Linked DNA regions of Homo sapiens: region 2 is linked to region 1. The links are chromatin contacts, found by Hi-C in ENCODE. All regions are on one chromosome and are shown on one strand. The core of a region is the stretch at or near the end of the contact, and the rest is flanking DNA. Distances in the headings are between cores, read along the strand shown. Region 1 holds the start of LINC02961 (long intergenic non-protein coding RNA 2961). Region 2 has its middle 49 kb from the start of LINC02961.

What was found. A loop is a pair of places that touch in the nucleus more often than their neighbours do. Pooled maps may share reads with other maps.
Region 2: a pooled map shows a loop between it and region 1 (1.8-fold over the local background). The contact joins the enhancer-like site here to the promoter of LINC02961 in region 1. A Hi-C loop is called at or near these places in 4 of 50 pooled maps.

The regions. Positions count from the first base shown.
Region 1 is chr1:234,757,263-234,762,148 of GRCh38, forward strand. LINC02961 (long intergenic non-protein coding RNA 2961) reads right to left here and starts at 2,794. Exons shown (of 1, transcript NR_148962.1): 1 at 357-2,794. All of the region lies in intron 1 of LOC107985364 (a long non-coding RNA gene), which reads left to right. RefSeq lists enhancers at 3,316-3,895, 3,896-4,473.
Region 2 is chr1:234,806,620-234,811,731 of GRCh38, forward strand. No RefSeq gene overlaps it. Among named protein-coding and RNA genes, the nearest start is that of LINC02961, 49 kb to the left of the region's middle. RefSeq lists enhancers at 1-186, 187-770. Within about 2 kb of position 3,077, at least 6 of the 41 ENCODE cell types and tissues checked have a DNase peak (open chromatin) inside an H3K27ac peak, as active enhancers do.

The DNA.
Region 1 (4,886 bases), core at 1,544-4,043:
AGGAATGGATCTGAGGGGCACTGTAGAGAAGGGACTTGGGGGATGGATTGTCTTTGGTGTATAAAAGGAAGAAGGTGTCAAAGAGGATCCAAGGCAGCAGCTCTACATCCTTGTTGAGTCCAGAACCCCTGTGTGACGTGCAACTGAGAACGCGGGATGCTTCCCCCAGAAAATGCACACAACCCACTCACAAACATCAGCGTCATTTTGGGGGAGTTGCTTGGTTCAAGATTAAGGTTTCTCGCCCTGTGAAGGGCCTGAAGTGGTGAGAACATCGGCATCCTGCGTTTGGCTTATAGGACTCTCAAGACAATTGTATATTTATTTTCAGAAAAGAAAGGAAATATCTCTGAAACTTGAAATTAAAAACCTTATTTATTTTAATATAAGAGAGGAGTTTCCTTGTTTCCGTGTTTCTTCTGCAAATCTGATTAGTAGGACCGCCACAGATGCCACTAAGGGTCACTTCACAAATCACCCTATTCTTCTATGCTTACAGATACCTATTTGCAAAAAGGCTACAAGTCCTAGTAACTGGATGAAAGACATTTGGGGACAAAGGTCAAAAACGAGGGGAGGTTGGGCACGGTGGTTCACACTTGTAATCCCAGAACTTTGGGAGGCTGAGGCGGGCGGATCGCCTGAGGTCAGGAGTTTGAGACCAGCCAGGCCAACATGATGAAACCCTGTCTTTACTAAAAATACAAAAATTAGCCAGGCGTGATGGTGTCTACCTGTAATCCCAGGTACTGGGGAGATTGAGGCAAGAGAATCACTTGAACCCAGTAGGCGGAGGTTGCAGTAAGCCGAGATCACACCACTGCACTCCAGCCTGGACAACACAGCGAGACTCCCTCTCAAAACAAAACAAAACAAAAAAAAGGGTAACAGGGTGGATCCAAAGTTGCTCTGGAAAGTCAAGTCTCGAATGCCCCAGGAACGTGAAGCCTTCATAGAGCCAGCGAAGGGGGTCTGCGTCCAGGATGTGGAGCGGGTTTGCAAATCTGGGAAGCTACACAAGAAAATGCCACTGATACACACGAGACAGAAAGAGAATGGGTAGAGGCTGATTGGGAAGAGGAATGTGCCTGGATGTCCCTGGTGGCAAGTCTCATTCTACCTTTCCCATGGAGAAAGAGGGAAAGACGAAGGAGAGTGAGGAAAGACCTGGGAGAGGAAGCCCCGCGGTCGTTTATCATCTATGGGGTGGAGAAATCAGAAGTCCCCACAGCCAACTATAAACCCGCATTGCATCCCTCACCCCAGTGCTGATACTACCTAGGCAAGCTTGGGGCAGTGCGCTGGTGGGAGAGGAGGCCAGGCACCCACCACAATCCCCCCAGGGAGTAAAACTCGGGATGGGGAGGGTGACTGCATCCAGGAAGGACCGTCTCAGCCCAACCTCACCATCGCGTCCGTGCGTGTCTGCTGGAAACCGGTCTCTCCCAAGGTTGCCTAATTTTCTGCCTAAAATATAGGCTGACCTGCAGCTTACTCCTTCGATATGCTGTCTGGTGCGGGGGGGGGTTGGGCTGCTGGGGCTTAAGGAGAGAGTTTGGTGGAGATAAAAAAAGTAATAATAATAAGCCTGATCCACCATTCTGGACACCCTTTCCAGCTCTCTGCTCCATGAAGCTGTGTGTGTGTAAGAAAAACAGGGTGTGTGAGTGTGTGTGTGCGCGCACACCAGCAATCAGTGTGGCGAGGCCAGAGGCTTTCATCACTGAAACACTGAGTTCCTGTTTATAAACATTTGCTCACTGTTTTGTTATGTGGGGGAATTAACCACAAAACATGACCCACGACGTCAAGCCCTCCATCTTCACATCCTTCATACCGCATGCACTTTCTCTCTCTACCTGAAAGCCGCTGAGTAGAAAATAATTTCTCTGCAACAAAGCGGGGAATGCCCAGAGAAGAGAAGGCGCCTCTACACAGACTTGAAGGCTTGAAGGGAGGCTGGGGAGACCTCCCACCGGCGATCACTGACCCATGGGGCTGTCTCTGGGAAAAGTCATCACATGGGCCATGGCTGAAGGCATTACTCTTTCTGGGGCTTTTTGGAGCCCCAAAAGATATTGGGACCAAAACAAATGTATCTCAATGGCATTTGCGCGCCATACTGGGCAGGGGGTGAAGGTCTAGTCTGTATGAAGAGGAGAGGAAGACCAAGCAGAACAGAATGCAGCTGAGACCTTGGGATAGAATGGAAGAGGGGATGGATCCGCTGAGAAGCTTTGGGGCTCCCAGGTTGGGAGGACTTATGCAGACTGAAAGGAGACCTCAGGAGCAGAGTTCTGAGGGGAGGCACTGGCTGTTGAGTTTGTTTTCCTGACCATCCTCCAGATAAGATGGTTCTTTCTGGTGAAAGACTGAGCATGCTGCTATTATAGTTTGGGGGCATCCCAACAGCAGGATGCAAGTGTTCTGCGAACCATATTCCACAGAGTGCTGGGGCTCCAAAGTTACCCTGGAGAGCCCGTGGCAGGGGTGGGGTGAGTCTTGCCCTCTGAGAGCCCTGCCCTGCCTTCAAGAAGAGCAGTTCCTCTTCCATCTGCTTGAGGCATTGGAGCTCCTCACTGGATTTCATGGTAAGAATTCAATCACCAGGAAAAGTTTGGAAGCCTCTGGATCAACGATATCCAAAGTCTCTGATCTCAGCTTGGAGGTGCTTTGAGCCTCTGGCCCCGGTGCTCTGCACTGTCCCAGAGAAAGGGGTGGGCCACTTTTGGTCCTAACAAGCAGTTCACCAAGAACAGGGCAACGGCTAAAAGATGAAGGGTGTCCAGACGCCGATGAGGGATCCCAGGCCCTGGAGAAAGACGGTTACAGGATACCAAGATTCCTGGTGGTTTTCCAGGGCATTCCAGTATTAGAGCCCTCACCCTCCTTCCCGAGGTTCTGCGCTGATCCAGTGCAGAAGCTGCATGCACTGGAGAAATGGCTAACTCTGTGCCCAGGGCTGGACGGAGCAGCATCGCAGATCAAAAGGCCGCCACCCCCAAGAAGTCCATGAAAGGCAATCACCCCTCAAAGCAAACGCTCTTCTTTCCAGGACTCACAGAGATTATCAAGTCCCAGCTCTTGCACCCCCCAACATGCCCTTTCCCTTCCTGCCTCATTACTCTGTTGAAGTTCCATTCCTGTTCCACAACCACCCAGATCTCTCCCGTGCCTCTGCCTTCCTTCCCAATGAGAAGCAGGGGGAATGCTGGGTGCCCATTCTTTAAAACAAACAGGAAGTGGGGGAGGGGGAGCTGGGAGGATTGAGGGGGAAGGGAGAGAATGGCATTCAAGGACTGGAGCTTGACATTCTAATGCTTTGGGCAGGAAGGGAGGAGGCCACCATGCTTTACTAGGTCATGGAGAGGCGGAGCAGGCCTTTGAGCACACGCTCAGGCCAGGGCACCACAGTGCAGGTTGCTCAGAGGCTCCCCGGGCCTAGAGCACGGGCATCAGTTTCACCCACTCTGGGCATTTGCTGCCAACTCGGGAATACCCTTCACTTTTCCATTACTTCTGCATGGCAAATATATGTATAGATATTATCGTGTGTGTATGTGTGTGTGTGTGTGTGTGTGTGTACAATCAAAACTTATCCTCTGTAGCGAAAAAAAAAAGTATTAATTATGTTTTGGATTGTCTTCATAGAGATCTGAGAGCATAATTTAAGTAAATACTGTAGTCATGACTAGCAATGCTATATTATTCTTATTTGAATTTTAACCCTAAGAATTTTCCAGTCTGCTAGCCAAACCAACACTTGGGCACATTTATAGTTCTCAAAAGCTAAACTCATCCCAGTGTTCTCCTGACTACTATGAGAGGTTTGGAGTTCTGGAGTTCGGACATGACACGGTTTCCCTGCATGTGTGATGAGACGTGTGTGGATGTGTCAGAAGATCGGCCTTTGGGTCAATGCGTATTTTGGGTGCTGCTTGCTTCTTGCTCCTTTGGGTGTGCCCAAGTCCCATGGCCTCTTTCAAGAGTTCTGAGCAAACCCATTCCTGTTCCCCTGTCTCATGGTTCGCCAGACATTACTGGGGCAGGAGAAGGGCTGTCAGCTGGGGCAGTCAGCAAGAGTGACTCTCTGATTGCCCTGGCTAGGAGCCCCTTCCTGATACCCAGGTAAGAGCAAACTGTTCCTTGAACTGTGCACACAGGGCATGGAAACCCTGCTTGTCAATGGATTGAAATGAAAATCCCAAATTCTACACTTTCTGTGACAAACAAGCCACTGGGCTTCCTTTGACTTCTTCGTTGTTGTGGACTATGATTCATAACAGTTTAGTATGTTATGCAACTAGATAATCATAACTATATGTGTGTAATATAGCATACTCTATATGTATGTAGTATAGCATACTCTATATGTATGTAGTATAGCATACTACATATGTATGTAGTATAGCATGAACACACACACACACAAAATGTTAGGATGGTGTGTTCCAACACAAAGGCATGCACACTCACAACCACACAGCAACAACCCCTCTAAGCGTTCCACAGCCACCAGTGTCTCAATCAGCCTCGGGCCGCCCTATCGCCTCCTCGCCTCCCGAAGTCTGTTCCATGCACTCGTAATTGTATCGTCTGCATTATCGGGCACATTCCTTTTTTTTTTTTTAAGGTTACTGAAGTGAACTAATTTATTTGGTCTGGTCATTTTAGCACCAACAATTATAGAAGAATCGGCCAATTATTTTTATTTTTATTTATTTTATTGTTTTTTTATTATACTTTAAGTTCTAGGGTACATGTGCACAACGTGCAGGTTTGTTACATATGTGTACATGTGCTATGTTGGTGTGCTGCACCCATTAACTCGTCATTTACATTAGGTATATCTCCTAATGCTATCCCTCCCCCGACCCCACAACAGG
Region 2 (5,112 bases), core at 1,827-4,326, 50 kb after region 1:
CTGTTCTGAACTCACCAGCTAGGCTTCCTTCGGAGCCACACACGCAGACAGTCTCCTCAGCTGGGAAATGCACCCCCAGAGAAGGCCAGGTGTGCACATGACAGGTAGGGGCTGGGGAGGAACCCCAGCTTACACCTTCACCATCAACCCAGGATCAACAATGTGGTAAGAGCTAGGGCCTTGGATGCAAGGAGACTGTGCTGGGATCTTCACAGCCACCTGACACTGGACAAGTGTCACCTCTTTGAGTTTCATCTGAGAAATGGAGGTGACGATGTGACAGTGTTGTTGTGAGGCTGGAGGAGGTACCATGTGTCCAGCATCTACCAGTGCCAGGGAGGTAGGAATTGCTTGAGAGATAATGGACACCGCCCTTACTCATGTGGGGAGAAACGGGAGAAGGTGGCAAGCCATACCCCAAGCCACGTGTAACCCTGATGTGTGGGGAGGCTTCTCTCTTGTTGTCCACTGCAGAGTGCACGACCCCGCCTTCATTTACCAAACCCCAAAGTATCCCTGCAGGCCCAGCTCCTTCTGTGCACCTGAATTCCTGGGGCAGAGCCCACGCCCCTCCTGCTGCTTCTGCTTTGGACACTGTGTGTTTGCATTCTGAGTGTTTGCATTTGTCTCTCCACCTGTCAGCAACTGCTTGGGGATAAGGATTCTGCCTTGCTCAGTGCCCCCTCCTCAGCTCCCGTCCCCTTCCCCGGTGCAGAGGTGCCCAGTGAACGACAATCTAGCCCTCAGCCCCGGCTCTGTCTCAGAAGGTGCCAGTAGCCCCAGGGGTGACCCAAGGCACGGAGGCACATCTGAGGAAGGCCGTGGCAACAAGGCAACTTCTTCTTTCCTCCCTCCCTGTCCTGGTCACTCACTCTTTTCATTCCTGTGGAGCGCTGATGGCTGGTGAGATCGTTGTTTGTCAGCCAGAGCACAGACGACATGCAGGAAGGGCAGACGATATGTCAAAGGTCACCCGCTAAACCCACGGCAGAACCAAGATGAAAATGTGTCACCGCCTCAAGTTCAGACCAGGGATTGGCCTACCCCACACGAGCTCCATGAACAACAGACAACCTCGCACCATTCAGAAAAGATGGTGGACGCTCCGAGTGCTCAACTCGGGTCACCTCCTTGGGCAAAGTGTCTTGTCTTTAAAACTGGAACCAAGCGAGGGTATGTCCAGTCCTGGCTTCAGCTGGGAGTGTCCTGGAAGGCTCTGCCTGACCCCACGTTGAAGTTAGGTTTCCCCGACTCTACCCTGTCACGTCTCCCTGTGGTTTTCTGTGACAGCACTTGTCACATAAATCAATGTCTGTTTTATTTGTAAAATTATTTGTTCAATGTCCAATTCTCCTCCACACTGATAGATAGGAGGACAGGGATGTATCCAAAGGGTTTAGCATACTACCGAGTGTATAATAAGCTCTCAGAGTATGCATCCAACAAGTAGTTATTAAGGTCTTCCACATGCAACATATTGTTCTTGGTGTTAGCAGACTAAAATGATACACAGGTGGATTGATGGAGAGCTTGTTAAAATAATACAAGACGCCAAACTGGGCTATGTGACTGCAATGCTTCCTATTGCTGCTGTAACCAATTATCAAATTTAGGAGCTTAAAACAACATCAACTGACTTGTCATGAAGGAAAAATCAGTCTCACCGGGCTAGGATTGAAGCGTCCAGCAGGGTCAGCTCCTTCCAGAGGCTCTGAAGGGAAAATCTATTTCCTTGCCTGTTCCAGTTTCTAGAAGCTGCCTGCTTTCCTCTTCTAGATCCTCCCTCCATCCTCCAACCCCTCGCGCTCTGATCTCTGCTTCAGCCATCACGTCTCCTTCTCTGACTCTGACCCTCCTGCCTCCCTCCCGTAAGGACCCTTGTGATTCTTAGAAGATCCATTCAGAGAATCCAGGATCATCTCATCTCAAATCCTGAATTTAAACACATCTGTAAAGTCCCTTTTGTCATGCAAGGTAACATAGTCACAGGCTCCCGGGATTACAGCACGGACATCTTTGAGCGCTCATTATTCAGTCTACCCTGGTGACTCATGGAATATGTCTTTTGGAATCTTTTAATGAGGAAGTCTTCCTAAACTGCAGCAGTCTCTTACTCTAAGCCTCAAAACGTTTTAGTCAATTCTGCACTCCACATTTTGGAATCACATCTTACCCAAATCAGAGATTTTGGGTTCTTGTCTGCTCAGCATGTTTACGACATGTGCGTGTGATATGACTACCCGCCTAGTAGCAAGGGGACCTCTCCTGTGGTGGGTTGAATTGAGTCCCCAGCCCCAAAAGATATGCTGATGTCCTAACTCTGATGCCTGTGAATATGACCCTATTAGAAAATAGGATGTAATTGCAGATGTAATCAAGTTAAAATAAGATCCTACTGGATTAGGGCAAGCCCTAAATCCAATGACTGGTGTTCTCACAAAGAGAAAAAGATTTGAATACGGAGACAGAGACAGAGACAGAGGGAAGATGGCCACACGACAGCAAAGGCAGAGACTGGAGAGATGCAACCGCCAGCCGAGAACTGCCAAGGACTGCTGGCAAGCGCCAGAAGCCAGAAAGCGGCAAGGAAGAAGTGTGGTCCTGCGACACATTGATTTCAGACTTCCAGCCTCCAGAAATGTGAGACAATACATTTCTGTTGTTTTAAGGCCCCCAGTTTGTGGTAATTTGTTACAGCATCCCCGGGAAATGAACACACCCAGTCCCCCTCCCCCGCCCCTACACCGTGGGTTCCCGTAAGCTCTCCCTGAAGACCTGCTACGGCAACTGCAGAGCACCCCTGTTTCCCAAGCTACGGCCCGTTTTTTTCACTGTCCCTGACACCGGGTGACAGGGAAAGGCTTTGCCATGGGAATGAACCATCCACTCACACTGCTTTCTGCAGACAGACTCAAAGTCACCACTGTGCAGTCAGTTTTTTCCTTGTTTCTTGGAAAGCACCTCTCAGGACCGTTTCAAGAAAAACAAATTGTGAGGTTAAGGATCTATTTAAAGTGAATCATCAGCTCTAGTTCCAATAACAAACCAGGCCAGTCGGGTCGCTAGGACAAGACTGGAACCACTGTGAGCGTGCACTAACTGTGGGTCAGGCATGAGCGGGTCTCTGCACCCACGTCACCTGGAGTGCCCCCTCCCCCTGTTCACTCGGCAGGCGGCCTTGGTGGCTGCCTTCCCAATCCTCTGCCCAAAAGGGACACAGAACTGCATGCTCACCAAGTAAGAATTTTCAAGCAGCTTTGAAGTACGGTTTACCATCTTGGTGAGCTTAAGAGGAACAGTTTGAACCCATTTAACCCCTTGCACTATTAATCCCCAATTGCTTGGTGAGAACTGGTTGTATGTGTGCAAAGCTCCCTGCTAGCCCTCCGGGAGCGTTGAGTCCTCAGAGTCCATGAGCAGCCTGAATCTGGATGCATCACAGATGCCTGTGTCCAGCTGGAGCTCAGAGGAAGCCAAGCACTTCTTTCATTTCAACATTCCTGACCTGTCTTCCCATAGGTGGTGGCAGTAGAATGAACCACTCATCAACTTTTTTTTTTTTTTGAGATGGAGTCTCGCTCTGTCTCCCAGGCTGGAGTGCAGTGGTGCGGTCTCAGCTCACTGCAATCCCTGTCTCCCAGGTTCAAGCGATTCTCCTGCCTCAGCCTCCCAGAGTAGCTGGGATTACAGGCACTCACCACCACACCCAGCTAACTTTTGTATTTTTAGTAGAGACAGGGTTTCACCATGTTGTCCAGGCTGGTCTCGAACTCCTGACCTCAGGTGATCTGCCCGCCTTTGCCTCCCAAAGTGCTGAGATTACAGGTGTGAGCCACCACACCCAGCCCACTCATCAAGTCTTTATTTGAGCACCCCTATATGCCAGGCACTGGCAATGCAGTGGTTAACCCATTTCTCCATGGAGCATCTGTTGAAGTGGGGGGAAGTAAAGAAAAGATTAAAACAAAATGTAAGCAGACAAGTAAATAAAAGAACTGTGGGCTGAAATAATTGTCGTAAAGAAACTTAGGAGCTAAAACAGAGAACAGACGAGGCCTGACTTTTCACCAGGTGAGCAGGAAATGGCCCTGTGAGGTTACACTCAAGCTGAGACCTAAAGGAAATGAAGGAGCCAGTCAGGGGAAGACTCAGGAAACAGTATTCCTGCCAGTAGAAGACCAGGTGCGAAGGTCCTGGGGCAGCAAAGAGCTTAGCCAGCATTCAAGGACCTGGAAGAAGACCAGGGTGACAGGAGAGTTGTGAGCACAGAGGCTCCCAAGCAAGAGGAGGCTGGAGAGGTTTGCAGGGGCCAAATCATGCAGAGCTTTACTCAAGCGTGGATTTTATTCTAAGTACAATGGGAAGCTCTTGAAGGGTTTTCGTGGTGTGTGTGTGTGTGTGTGTGCGTGTCTGTGTGTCTGTGTGTGTGTGTGTGTGTGTGTGTGCAGGGGAAGGGTGAAGGGATGACATAACATCATCTCCTCCTCTTTTCCCCCTCTTCCTCCTTCTTCTTCTTCCTCCTCTTCTTCTTTTTCTTCATCTTCGCCTTCTTCATCTCTTCCTTCTTCTCCTCTTCCTCCCCCTTCTTCTCAGACGTCCACTTTTGCAGCTATGTGGGGAGAGTTGATGTGAGGTAGGCAAGCTTGCAGGGGAAGGCCTTTTAGGAAGGATGTAGCAGGAACCTGGACTTGGGTCATGGCAGTCACAAGGGAGAGAAGGCGTGATCAGATATCTACTCCAGACGGGATTGATAGGATGTGCTGATAGATTGCAGGGAATGGGAGTGTTGGGGAGGGTCCTGGGTGACTGAGTGTCTGCTTGCTCTTTACAGGGGTTTCTGTCCCACCACAGAGTGGCATACCTGGCTCCTGGGCTCCTGGGTGACCCTAAGAAGCTGTCCCAAGATGACCATCAGGGCCCCTTCCATCCCTCACTTGGGTCTGGTGCAAGATGTCTCAGTGACTCTTACCTCTTGTGCAATAGGCAGTACTTTTTTCCAAATTTGATATTCTCCTTTGCATCTGACAGGGCCACTCTCCATTTCCTAATTACCGCAGAACAGTCTTGCCTGAAAGTGCCTTCCTAAGCTGGGGTCCTACCTCAGAATCAGTA